Linked DNA regions of Mus musculus: region 2 is linked to region 1. Evidence: chromatin contacts called from ENCODE Hi-C or POLR2A ChIA-PET data. All regions are on one chromosome and are shown on one strand. The core of a region is the stretch at or near the end of the contact, and the rest is flanking DNA. Distances in the headings are between cores, read along the strand shown. Region 1 holds the start of Zfp488 (zinc finger protein 488). Region 2 holds the start of Gprin2 (G protein regulated inducer of neurite outgrowth 2).

What was found. Hi-C counts contacts between places; a loop is a spot of excess contacts on that map. ChIA-PET counts read pairs that join two places held with the same protein, here RNA polymerase II (POLR2A).
Region 2: a loop to region 1 is called in a map of left cerebral cortex, with 1.8 times the contacts of the local background. The contact joins the promoter of Gprin2 here to the promoter of Zfp488 in region 1. A Hi-C loop is called at or near these places in 1 of 37 maps with a recorded cell type or tissue (left cerebral cortex). POLR2A ChIA-PET finds 5 or more read pairs at or near these places in 1 of 5 experiments (embryonic stem cell).

The regions. Positions count from the first base shown.
Region 1 is chr14:33,976,059-33,982,747 of GRCm38, forward strand. It overlaps Zfp488 (zinc finger protein 488), which reads right to left and starts at 2,706. Exons shown (of 2, transcript NM_001013777.2): 1 at 2,652-2,706.
Region 2 is chr14:34,196,270-34,203,413 of GRCm38, forward strand. Gprin2 (G protein regulated inducer of neurite outgrowth 2) reads right to left here and starts at 5,364. Exons shown (of 2, transcript NM_183209.2): 1 at 5,141-5,364.

The DNA.
Region 1 (6,689 bases), core at 1,456-3,955:
TAAAACAAAACGAAGCATAAACAAACAAACAAACAAACACTGTGCATCCCGCCTTTCGGTGTCGCTGGAGTCTTACCCGATTCTTTTGGGAGATGCCAAAATATAATCACACACTAGCATTTTTGTATAAGGATGGCAAGCACCTGTGTTTTCCTGTGGGACTTGCACATGTTTCTAGGTATCTCCTAGCTCTGGGATATTGGAAACAATGAAAATTGTTTCTCTGAGCTTTCCAGGTTTTCATGGAGAAGCAGAGATGAGGGCTTCCAAGTCACTCCTAGAGGTTTCCACGTCCAGCTAAGGCGTTCTAGAACTTAGTGCTAACCCAGCTTGGCCATGTGGAGCCACATAGAGGTAGATGACATCATCACCCCTCCGACCCCAGGAATCTGCAAAAACAGAGCCAGTGTCACAGAGGACAAAAAAAAAAGTGATTTCTAGAGGCTCTCATGGGTGCATTCAGAGTTAGCCATGGCCAAGGGTGCCCGGGACACTAGAGCAAGGAGAAGTACTCAGCAAGGAGAAGTACTCTGATAAACATTATCAACTGGCCAACAAGTCGTGCAATCTGGAGTGATGCTTCAGCTAGAATGTGTGAGATTGACTTAGCTCCAAGGGTTCAGATTCCAAGATATAGTTTGAGTTGCAGTCTCAGCCTAGCCACTCACTACATGCATGACCCAGGACAAGCATTCAGGATGTTAATTCCCTCATAAATAAAACTGGAATAGTGATCTTCACTTAAGGATGTTTCTAACTGGACTAAACAGGGGTCTGTGTAAGATCTCAATAAAGGAAACTCTTGTTCCTGGTACTGTTAGAAAGAAAAAGCAGATGCCCTACCCTAGCCAGGGTTACAGTCACAGGATAAAATACACGGCTTATCTACCAGGCTGTTCAACAAGAGCCTTTTATATTCAAATAGTAACACCGTCTAAAAAGAGAATGGCAGTGACACTTTTATGCAGACACACACACTACATAATGAAGGAAAATGAAATTTAAAACATTGAAAATCAAGACTTTTCTTTGTATCCTTTTTAATGGCTTATCTGTTTTAAATATACTTTGCTAAGTCCTGGATTTCTGAAAAAGAAATCTGCTAAAAAAAAAAAAAAAGCTAACATGTCATTCCAAATCAGCTGAAAAGTGCCCCCCTTGCCATCTCCACTCCCAGTTCTGACTCCCCAGAGTCAGTGGTTGGATGACTTACAAGACAATTGAACTCTCCAATGCAGAACACGGACTCCCAAGTCAAAGCTTCCAGTACATGCTTATCAATTATCGATAATCCTTCAGTATAGCATCAAAAGCTCTTCTACTGACCACACCACAACCCTCACCGACCTAATTCCACTTCTGCTCATCAGTTTTGTGTGGCTTGCTTAAGGCCAAGCTTCCTTTTCTGCATCAATAAAAAGTTAAACTGGCTGAATTCTCATAAAATGACACAATAAACTACAAGGTCAATTTAAACTGTTTCTAAAAAGTCAAGGCTGCAAACTTGAATTGGTAATTAACACCCTTGAAAACAAGCAATCTGGTGTATGCTTTGTATGTTCTTTTGAACATAAAGACATATCATAAATATCATTAAACATGGAATTGTATCTTTGCCAAGACTAAATATTTAACAAAGCATCAAAAATTGCTCCTGTCTACATGTTGACTTGGCTCCCTGGCAATTTAAGCAGACTGGCTTTCCTAGATTTCTTCTCCTTTTAAAAATGTATCTAAGGTAATCTTTGAGAGTGACATGAAATATTTTCACAATTATCCTTCTACATAATAGACAAAAACATACACAGTCCTGGGCTCCCATTGTCTTCCTACAACCCAGCCCTGAACACCACCCCCTCTACGCCCCAGAACCTGACAGGCACAGCTTGCCCGGAAGGCACGCATGGTTGGAGCTGTCCCCTAAATGCTGCTGCAAGGACCGGCTCTCCTGGTGTGCTGTCTGTGCCTATTAGGGGAGAAAATGATGTCAAGAAAGGAACACACTATCCTATCAAAACCAGGCGTTTTCTTTCTGCTAACCCCGAAAACTCAGAGATACACAGTTTGATCGTTTATGGCTTTTCCCATAACAGGCATTGCGTTACATTTCCAGATGTTTGTGAATATCTACTGGAGAACACATCTGAGATTGGGTTGTGGTTCTTACTAGTCAGCACAAACCCTGTTGAGAATAATAGAGAATAATAGGATGCATGCATGGAGATATGAAATCAAGAAATACAGCACACACACAGCCTAGGAGGAAGAAAAAAAAAACAGAATTGTGTGCGGTGTGAGAGGGGGCACAACAGGAAGGAAAAGGGAAGATTTTTCCTTAAGGAAAGAAAGCAGGACTGCAAGGAGTCGCCCATAAAAATTAAACCTACAAGGAAATAAAAGGTGAGGGAGAGAGACAGAGGAAGAGACAAGATGAAAAAGACAGAAGATGAGTCCCAGATAGTGAACTGGAGAAAAGATATAGGAGCTGGAGACAGAGGGGAGGGAAATCCGGCCCTGCAACGCTACAGCTACAGCGGGACTTCAGAATTCTTTCCCGGGAAGAGGCCAAGGGAAGGAGAGGCATTCTGCTGTCCTCTCCCGGTGAGTCTGTCCGGTGAGTCTGTCCCGTAGGACCGCGGGGCGCATCTCACCTGGGCTCTCTCGCAGCATCAGCAAGGCAGGTTGAGTGTACCAGCTGCGGGTCCTTCAGCGTGCGTGTTGTTGAACTTGGCTGCGGAGCCCGCGGGATTCCAGGCCCCGCCTCGAGGGCGGGACCTTCAAGCCCGTAGAGGGTCCTCACCCCTGGCTCCTCCGGGCGGAGGCACCAGAGACCATAGACTGTAGCAACTTTGCAGAAATCAGAGCTCACTCCGCAGACCCCCTCCCTCCTCGACTCTGGCTTCGGAGCTTGACAGACAGCCAGGAGCTCCAGTCTCAGTCAGTACTGCTGTGTTTAGAGGCGATTCTGTCACCTCTAAGCGGTTGCACAGTGCACTCCAACCTCTAGGGTCTTGAACCCTCCCGGCCAAAGTGAGAGCAGCGATGAAGGCTTGGTGGCACACGAGAAGTTCCTGCTTGAAATGGCCAAGAACCCCTGTCTGCTCTCAACTCATTTTCCTCTAACCGCTAGAATAGCCGCCTGCGCAGCGGCTCTTGGCCTTCACTGAAGCACCCATTGTCTCCCCACCTTTCCAAGTCTCCCCACCTTTCCAAGTCTCCCCACCTTTCCAAGTCGTGGGTGGCAGAGAGGCCCTGGGCTGCCAACAATCTCCAAGGGTCTTTTAGGTAACTTTCCTGAAAGAAAGGGTGAAATGAGGCAGGAAGGGTCCCTTTGAATCAGGTGGCTGAGAATGGATATCCATAAGGCCATGTCCTGCAGGACCAGGAGTTTCCACTGTTGTGAGTTTCGGGGATGAGGATCGGGGTGGTGCTTGGTGTGGTTGCAGGACTCCTTTGTGGGTCCTGATGTTTAAACCTGGGTTGCTAAACAGCTTGACATGGTTGGCAAAGGAAAACCCACCCAAGTCCCCAGTTCCTTCTCTCAGTCATTCACTTACACAATTGTTCCCAGGTCAAAAGGGATTCTGAGTATGCACGGAGGTAAACAGAGGACTCTTCGGAGCCTTTACCCAGGTTGGGGATCCCTTACCAAAGTGAATGGGCGGTGGGTAATGCTGGACCTGGATATCCCTTGGAATCATGTGTCTTAGTCAGTGTTCTAGTGTTGTGAAGAGGCACCATGGTTGTGGTCTCTCTCATCAGGAGTACAATCTGTCTTGGTGCAGACCTGGATAGGCTGTGTTGACCCTTGGGCCCTTCCTGACTGTCAAGGGAGAGAATGAGGACTAGATCTGAAAGAGGGGCCTGGATTCCTCCTGCCACTGCAGAGGCACAACCAGCAGAAGGTTAAGAAAGTCCTGGCTGGCCTTCAAGCACCTCCACCAGCATCCTCAAAACATCCTGGGCTCTCAGGTCTGGCTTCTTCTGGTATGCTTGGTTCACTGTGTCTTATCCTTCTCCTTGGAAGCGATGGTTCTAGGCTTGAGCTCTCAAGCCAGACCAACAATCTGTGCTCTACAAGAGAATTCCACCCTTTGCTTAGCTTGGTCAGACATCTGAGAGGCCTGAACAGGTCTTGACTCATTGATGGCTAGCACAGGTTGGAGGTGGATTACAAGCCTTTGGAACTGACAGTGTTATTGGGCCAAATCTTCCAGAGAATGGCTGTGAGCTCCAAGTGTGGGAAGCCACATGTGCCATTGCTGAGTGGCACTGACTACTGCTGGCCACCATGCATAAGATTGGACAAACAACCAATGTGTACATATGCAGTAAAGTTTTTTGCAAAAACACTGCCTGGCCCAGGCATGATAATGAGGTTCTGTAAGGTACTGAGAGTATAACCAATCGGATGTGAGACATGCAAATGAGGTATGATAATGAGGCTCAGTGAGGTACTGAGAGAGAGTAGCCAATCAGATGAGGAACATGCAAATGAGGCTTAGTGCATAACCAATCAGGGTATGAGACACGCCTCTCCTAGGCCTATAAAAGCAGCACCAGCTCTGGGCAAAAAGTCTTTTCGCCTCTGCAATCAAGCTCTCCCAATAAACGTGTGCAGAAGGATCCTGTTGCAGCGTCGTTCTTGCTGGTCGAGTCGAGCGCGCGCAAGAAGTGGTGCCGAAAACCCGGGACAAGAAACATCTTCAGGCACGAGCGAAGACCCCCTGCTACAGGGAGGATTCAGAACTGCATCGCGGGGAAGGAGCGGTTAATAAAGGTTCCCGTAAAACAGACTGCTGAGAAGGATCCGGCGTGGATTCAGAACTCTTCAGCTGGGGAGCGGTGTTAATAAAGGTTCCTGCAAAACAGACTGCTGAGAAGGATTCAACTGCGTGGATTCAGAACTCCAGCTGAGGAACGGTGGTACCAGTAAGTATAAAGAAATTAAGGTAAGTCTCTGAGAGGTATGCTTTCTTACGCAGTGGGTCTGGTAGTTGTTGCTGGGTTTGTGTGGGACCAGCTGTTAAGGAAGGGCAGCGACTTTGTAGGAGTACCAGGAAGGCATATCAGAAACAGAGAGAAAGAAAAAAGAAGACGCGCGCAGAAAAATAAGTAACTTAAGAAATATAAAAAGAGAAAAAGAAAGGAAGCTAAAATATAAAGATACAAAGGATAATATAAAATATAAAGATACAAAGGATAATATAAAGATATAAAGGATAATATAAAAAATGAAGAGCAAAAAATTAAGTCAATTTACCCTCCTCTCGAGGACTTTGACTAAAGAGGCAGCCTTCATCAAAGGCTTAAAGATAGCTCTCAGGGAAAGAGGAGTAACTATTAGAAGCAGCCACTGTGCAGAATTCCTAGAAGAAGGAGAAAAAATGAAAATAAGCTATTTCAGAGCCCTCCTAGGGACAGACAGAAAACGGGAGACGTCCTGCTTCCTCTCTGGCTCCTATGGAAATATTTTTAGCTTCGAATAGGATATCTGTGTTCTATTTTCTGTTTTTTGGTGCACCAAATTGTCTATATGTCTGTCAACTCGTGTTTGTTTTTGCTTGGATGATTGAATGATTGTTGTCCTGTGTTTCATGATGAAAAATAAAAAAGCAGTCTCAGTCTGCACAGCAAAAATTGACAAGTTAGCTGCACAGTGGCTGGGAGTCAAGTACAGCTGAAAAAGCCCTGCTGAAGGCTGATTGCAAATGGAGCTTTTAAAGGGGCAGGCAGCCTTTTGCTTGTAACAGAAAGTTAGCTTAAAATTGGAAACCCAAGGTTGGAGTTATTCTAAACAACATAAGAAAACAGGTAATATGCAAAAGCAATGTACAAAGGGTAGAAAGAGTATGTTTGAAAATAAAGTACATATCTTTACAAATAGAAGGAAAAACCTTTCAAGGTATAATGGATACAGGAGCAGATAAAAGCATTATATCTAGTAAGTGGTGGCCTGCTTCTTGGCCTATTAATCAATCATCACATAGCTTACAAGGATTAGGATATGAGGCTACCCCAACTATAAGTGCAAAATCCTTACAATGGAAAGATAAAGAAGGAAGGACAGGGCTTTTTCAACCTTATGTACTCCCTTTACCTGTAAACTTATGGGGGAGAGACGTGTTATCAGCTATGAACTTTGTATTGACTAATGATTACTCTCAGAAAAGCAAGGAAATGATGAAAGGAATGGGATATATACCTGGACTAGGTCTTGGAAAAAATTTGCAAGGTAGAATTTCACCAGTTAAAGCCACTGTAAAGGCAGACAAGAAAGGGCTGGGTTTTTTCTAGGGGCCACTGAAGAGCCTTTGCCCATCCCGTAGCATACGGAGGACACGGTGTAGGTGCCTCAATGGCCTTTACCCTCTGAGAAGTTAAAAGCAGCTAAAGAATTAGTACAAGAACAATTAGATCTGGGACATGTGGAGCCCACTCAATCACCCTGGAATACCCCCATTTTTGTTGTAAAGAAAAAGTCAGGTAAATGGAGATTGTTACATGACCTAAGAGCCATTAATGCACAAATGCAAGTTATGGGTCCTGTACAAAGAGGGCTCCCCCTACTCTCAGCTCTACCTAAGGATTGGAGAATTATAGTAGTAGATATTAAGGATTGTTTCTTTTCAATTCCATTAAATAAGAAAGATAAACCTAGATTTGCATTCACCTTGCCTTCTATTAAT
Region 2 (7,144 bases), core at 4,114-6,613, 220 kb after region 1:
TTTGTAAGGTAAGAAAGCAATGAATACTGGGTATGCTGAGAAGTGTCCCCGTTTCTCTTATGCCCTTGTCCGGTCTTCTCCAGCCTGACCTAGTGAACTGTGACACGTCTCAGATTGTCTTTTACGGTTCCTGACTCTCACCCTACGCCAAGGGAGGACGTTGCTATCAGTCCTTAATGGCAAGCCTCACTCGGCATTTCTTCGTTCATCCACAGCCATTTCCTGAGGCCCTGCTGGCCGCAGCGGCTGGAAATATGGAATCATTTAGTTCTGGCTGTGCCTGGGGTGACCATCCAGCAGTGGGGGGTTGGGGAGAAGCCCAATGGCAAAAATCAGACATATCCTCTGCAAAATGTCGACTCTCTCTCCCCAGCATGCCTCCTCCAGCACCAAACCCACCACCCCCTTTCCACCTCACCACCTCCTCCTGAGAACCTTTCCCAGTTGGCCCACCCAGGCTGCCTCCATTCTGGGCTCAGCATCACCGGGCTGGGACAGAACAGTCTGGCCAACCCTCAGCCCCTTTCCCTGAAATTAGCAGAGTCGGGACTACAGCCTGTCCCTTCTTGTGAGGTCAGCATTTTGCCCTGACATGCAGCTGGCATTCAGAGGACAGCTGCTGCATGGCTGACAGAGAGAATGAACTTAAGAACAAGGCCATGGAAGAGTGGGCCAAGTGCCCAGAGCTCAGGGCAAGGAAAGGCCCTGCCAAGGCAAAGGACTCACAAGGATGGTAAGGAAAAACTTTCTGGAGAATTCTCGTGGAAGCCAAGGCTGGAGAGAGGGAGGAGGTGCCGAGAAGGAACAAGTGGTCAGGTGACACAAGAAAGTGACAGGCAGACTGGGACATGGGCAGGGCCAGAGGGTCAGGCCAGCCCAGCCCAGCCCTGGATCGTGGGGAAGATCACCTAGGGACTCCCTGTCAGACTGGCGGGATGGGCTGGAGAGGCAGATACAGAAGACAACAGTTTTGGTTTAGGCAATCCTCATCCTCCCCACCTACCTTTGGCTGATAAAGACTGACAGGAAACCAAACCACCCAGGCCAGGAACAAGGCCACCCAAAATGGAAAATGTGGTGAGGGCTGGTGGACTCCATTGCTGTTATGAGAAGTATCTTCCTGACTCTGTCAGGAAAGTGGGGAGAGTTTTAAAGACTAATGACAGAGTCTGGTCCAGCACAACTGCCTGCTTTGATGGAAATCCTGAACCTTGTCCTATCCAGTGTGCTGGGCACTAGTCAGTATTACCTGTGTTAGTACTAGTATTATCTGTCTGGTGAATACTGTGACCAAGAAACTGAATTTCTGATGAACAATTTAAATAACTGGCCACATATGGCTAATGGTCACTGTATTGGGCCATGCCACCCTGGACACAGCCAATTGGGTAAGGAGTGTCCTTACCCAGATGTTCCTCACATCCAGAGTCAGACCAGACAAGTGGCAAAGAAAGGACTCTAGCTGCCCTTCGGAGAGCTTGAACACCACCCATCAGGTGAAAGCCTGAAACTAATGGCAGTCACAATGCTGATAATAAGAGCTTTGGATGCTGCAGGCTTGGGCCATATCCTTTGCAAACACTGTCTCATTCCACTGTCACGGTGACCTGGTGATGTAATTCATCATCCCCATTCTACAAATGAGGTCACAGCTCAGCAGCTTAGTGGTCTGACCAAGGGCACAGAGTTAGCCAACGGCTCCGTCAAGAATCAGACCCATGAGTATATGAGGCCCTTGGACCCTCGAGAAGCAAGCAGATCTCTGACCTGACTACTGCAATCACCCAGAGTTCCAGGACCCATCCCTACCTCTCTAGCTCCCGATGATGTTCATGGCTTGCCAATGGGACAAATGAACAGAAGCAAAGCTTAGACCCCCAACCACCCACCTCACCCAATTCGTAGGCCACATGGAAAAAGGAGGACAGGGAGACATCTCAGTCTGGAAGTCCTGTGGGCACCAAGCTAACCTTGGCAGGGAGACAATCACCCAGTGGTGTCTAAGAACCCTGAGGAAACCCCATCAAAAAATCTACACAGCCCTAGGGTGAGACCCTCTACAGACCCTCCTAGGGAACAGAAAGAACATAAAGAACAGGCCAGTCCCCTGGCTCCCAGAGGAAATAGGTGGTACAAGTCTAAGGGTACCCGAACCCACAACAAGACCTAATGAGAAGCCATTAGCAGGAGGATATTTTTGTCCCTGCCTCCCTAGACACTGCCCAGTGCCCAGAGCTAGCCATCTCCCAGAGTGACCAGTGACCAGAGACCCTGGTGGGAAGCTATGCATTGATCTGGTTACCTTATCTACTCCGCCGATGTACAAGCAGCAAGTGACAACACTCAGCCCTAGGGCAATCCTAAAACACCAACGAGCCCACGGCTGCAAACGGCTGATTCAAAGCCTCACCAGCCACCGCACACAGCAAACGACCAGTGACAATCTGAAATGAAAACCCCAGCTCTGTGGAAACTCCCAAACCAGTTCAGTCAGAGAGATCCCCTTAGTCAGAGGCTGCAATATTGCCCCAGCCCAGTAATCTAGGCCTCAGGACATGCCCAGTAGGATGAGCAAAGTGCCAGCTCAGACCACACTGTGACGTGTATGTACATTACCTCTTGTAATGTGTGTGTGTGTGTTTGAGCCTTTGGCTCACAGGCAGCAAGGACCAATGTCATTTGGAAGAAGTACCCCCAAATTTTTAGCACCATGCATCTGAAGGGACTTACCAGCCCCGGGGGAGGGAGGGCTCCAAGGGAAGCAGTTCTAGATAACCCCTGGTATATGGGGGTGGGGTGGGGGGTTCCAGCTCCTTGTCACCAACACGTGGGCTAGGCTGAGGAGATGGAGCCCCAGGGTGGGGAGGAAAGGGAGGCTCTGCTCCCAATACTGGCTCTTCTTTCTGCTGCACATTGCACAACTGCTCTTGGGTTTCTGTGAGCCTCACTGTACCCATTCTACAAATCTGAAGTAAGCCCTACCCCACTGGGTGGCTGTAAGGGCTGAACTTAATGGCATGACGTCATCATTCCCCTCCGTCATGGCTGTGACTTGAGACCACAGTGTTGTAGGAACTAGCACTGGGAAAGTGCTAGAAGCAAAGATGACCTTTTAGGAAGCCACCAAGACGCCCCACAGGGAAGCTTCATCATCCAAGTCTTGTCCCCTTCATCCTAGCCTGTGATGTCACCAGTTTCCCGGCAACCCCATCCATCATCACCCTTAAGTTTCCCAGGGCCCATTTGAAGCCCTTCATCTGGTAGACTATGTGCACACACAAGGCTGTGGTGTGGATGACACATGCCTAGAAAGCCATGTTGCAGTCATGGGCAGGTTCCAGTTTTACCCAAAAGAGATCCTGGGATGGGGCTAGAGAGAGAGAGAGCTCAGTGGTTAGGGACACATACGGCTCACGCACACACACTCACATTGGTCGGCTCTCAGCTCTCTGCAGCTTCAGTTGCAAAGGATCAAACACTCCTACTCACATGCACATACCCACACACTCTCTCCTGGGAAGGCGTTTTAGCCCCACACAAAAGGCAGACACACAGAGGTATCCAAGAGCACTAGTGTTGAGTAATACCTTAATGTCCTTTCTCCCACCGCGTCTAATGCAAACGCTGTGACAGCTGTGGATGACATCGTGTGGTCACTGTCCTCGGGTTCTACTGTCAACAACTAGAGTCAACCACCCTCACATGCAGCAACTATCAATGCCATTTTGAAGAAACACCCCCCTCCCCCCAGTTTTTCAGAAACTTCCAGACTAGCCCAAGCCTGAGTCCGTGGGCTCCACTTGGTTAGAAATTCTGATTCTCTCCCCAGCTGAGAAGCCTATACCTTAGGGGTGGACTGGGGAAGGCTTCTAAAGGGCCTATCTCAGACCACACTAAGTCATTCATGCAAGCAGCAGGCGCTTAGATGACAACCTCTGTGTCCAGAAAGCCACAAAAAGGCAAGCAAGTCGACAAAGGAGGGAGCAGGGTGTGAGAGGAGAATCAGGACTGCTCACAGAGTTAACATAAGGAAGTTGAAAGGCCCAGGTAGGGATAGCCCCTACAGATACCTCAAATCCCTTGTAGAGAGGGGTGTGGCCACCTACAACTAGTGGTTTGATCATGCCAGCGTGCAAATAAACGGCCTAACAGGAACACAAGCCGAATGGAGAACGCAGCAAGAGACATCCCTTAAGGTGGGTGGGGCAGCTCCAAGAATAAAATCAGTCCCTCGTAGCCTCTAACCTTATCGAGATGGCATAGAACCTAAAGGCAGAGAAATGCCAGGAAAGGGGTATGCATGAGAAAACAAGCTCCAAGACGCCACCCTGCTCACCATAGAGAAACCCCTAAGAGTCCCAGAACGCCTAAGAGTCCCAGGGCCTGAAACCTGTGAGGGTTTGCTCACTCAGGTGCTAACAGTGGGCTGAATGTGTCTCAGGGTCAACTGCAACTGCAGGAGGCCACTAAGATTGTACCTGCACTCCCCAGCACAGTGCCCCAGCATGGACACACGCCTCACTGTGGCCATGGCACAGGCGGGTTTACAGTGTGAACCTGCAGGAAAGAACGTTCATTCACAGCAGCACTCCGCATGCCAAACACAGGCCGCCCCTGCTGCGGTCAAAGGCCTGAACGCACCACACACCACGCAGCCTCCCTGGCCAGGGCTCCCTTCCCCGAATCTCCAGAGCAAAGCCCACAGTGGTCTTAGGGAGAAGTACACAACCCAAGTCTCGGATCTAGGCTACAGACCTTTCCAGGACAAAGACTCAAAGGATATGGGGCAGTGAGCTCGCTGGTAGGGATGCTCCTGAGCAGAAGAGGGCGGGGCGCTGGCAACAGAGGACAGGGTGGGGGATGCGGATGGAAGAGAGGAGAACCCGGGAGGGAAGAAGCAAAGGAAGGCGGGGTGGAGGCCGATGGGCTCCGGTCCGGGGCAGAGGAAAAACAAAAACAAAACCCGGAGACTGGGCAAAGGGAACGTGGAAAAGAGAACCGGAGAGGGCAAGGGGGAGGCAACCGTGCGGAGGAATGCGGCGCAGACAGCGGTGAGGAAGGGGTTCGGGGGTTCAGGAAGGGGGGCGCCGCCCACACCACCCCAGCACCCACCACGGCTCGTGTTGAGCCAGCCTCTCACCCTGTCGCCTCCAGGGCCGCAAAGGCCGGCGGAAGCGCTGCTCCTGCGGCCGCCACAGGTGCCCGTCGCCAAGATGGAGCCGCACTGGGTCTAGCCCCGCCGTGGTGCAGCCGGCCGCGGAGCCTGCGCTGCCAAGGGCCAGAAGGGGAAGCTGTCACCGGTACCCGGAGCAGGGGTGCTGGGGGTTTGAGGGGGGCGACTCACTCACCTAGGCGCGCCCCGCCTCTTCACGGCTCAGCGTCCCGGCCCCGCCCCCTGCCTCGGCTCCGCCCATGTCATTCCCTTAGGCTCCGCCCCCAAGACTGCCCATCCCCCCTTCCTGACCCTTCCCCCCCGCCCCCCCCCCCCCCAGCAAGGCTGTTTTCTCACTGGGCTCATCCATTTTGTGCAACCTTCCCGACAGAGCCGGCCGCTGTGTTCCAATCTCCCACCCCTAAAGGGCGCCATCGTCCTGCCCCAGTCCCTCCGTGCCCCACCTTGCCTTGCGTGGCTAGCTCCGGCAAATCCTCCAGGTCCCAAATTCACATCCTTAGAGATTTTCAATCCCTTGCTCTGACACCAGAATCCATTGACATTCCCTGTGGCCCCGCCCCCCCCCCATGTCCTTTATCTTCCTGCCCCACCTCTCACAATTCTTGGGCCTCCCACCCACCTCTTGAGACCTTTCCCCAGGTCTTGCTCTCTAGAGGCCTTGCCTGTTAGGGAGTCTTCAGGCCTGCTGGATCCAACAGCATGCTCTCAGCTCTAGACTCACCTCAGGGAGAAATCCAAGCTTGATCCAGTTCTTGAGGTTTACAATTGCAGTGTGGTCCTTAAGGAGTACCTGCCCAGCTTCATAGTCCCAAAGTCACACCCTCAGCCATGTCCTTCAAGGTCTACATTCTTGATAACCTGTCAGTCTATCCACTTCCAGGACCATTTCCACCCTTGCCCTCTGACCCAATCCCACGCTAGGATGGTTTCGCAGCCTACCTCAGGGATGCAAAGAGCTGACATGCACAGTGACTCCCAGTGGGGAGAGACCTCACTGGAGCCTCAACTATTTTCCTGTAATTCCCTGCAGTTCTGATATTTCCTCCCTAGATCCCACTGTGTCCCTTCCTAAAAGCTCTACCGATTCTGGGTTGCCTGATCCCATGGAAAGTCTAGGATCCCTATTAGCTTTGCTCCAGCATCCCCAGACACACAGGACAGGAAGCTACCCCACCTAGATCTGACCAGACCCAGTCCACCATCAAGGAGTCCCCAGGTACCCAGGGCCACAGGGTAAGAGGAGACTGGGCTTCTTCTGAGTCCCCATCTCAGAGAACTAAGTCCCAGTGTCACACTCCTTTGTTGACAGCAGCCCTGGAGCCCCAACTTGCCTAGGGTTGTTTACACTCTTCCCATGCAGTTATGGGGAACCAACACCATCTTTGTCTCTCTCCTAGTTATGGATGGCTTCACTATCTTCTCAGAAAGTCCTAGATTTCCTCCAGTCACCCCTTCCCAGCAGGTCCTCAAAGCATTCTCTCCAGTTTGGGAAAACAGCCATCCTGGAAGAGCTAAGCACCCTGACAGGGCTGCACAGGCCTGTGGAAGCTCTGCTTCTACAGCCACAGGTGTCCAGGCTTTAAGATGGAGCCCGAGCTACACTAGTTGGGTCTAACCAGCCACGGTGCAGCTCGCTGCAGCGCTTACTGGGTATACAAGTAGGGGCCGAGGGTTCTTGCTTCCTTGCTACTCACAGCCGGCCTGAAGGATCCTGTCCAAAGAGTCTATAGAAGATTTCTGCACCAGGGACACTAACCAACTCCTGTCCCTCCCAGAAATTGCCACTCTTCTCATCCTCATAGTCCCTTCCCACAGAAGTCACTTACATCCCAAGAAGGGATGAGGTAAATGTGACTACACTGAGAGGAGACTCAGAGCCCAAGCCCATAGCTCCTAGCTTCCAGGGCATCCTGAACAGAACTTTGCCATGTATGTGCCAAGGAAGCCTACTCAGGATTAGATGTCAATGGA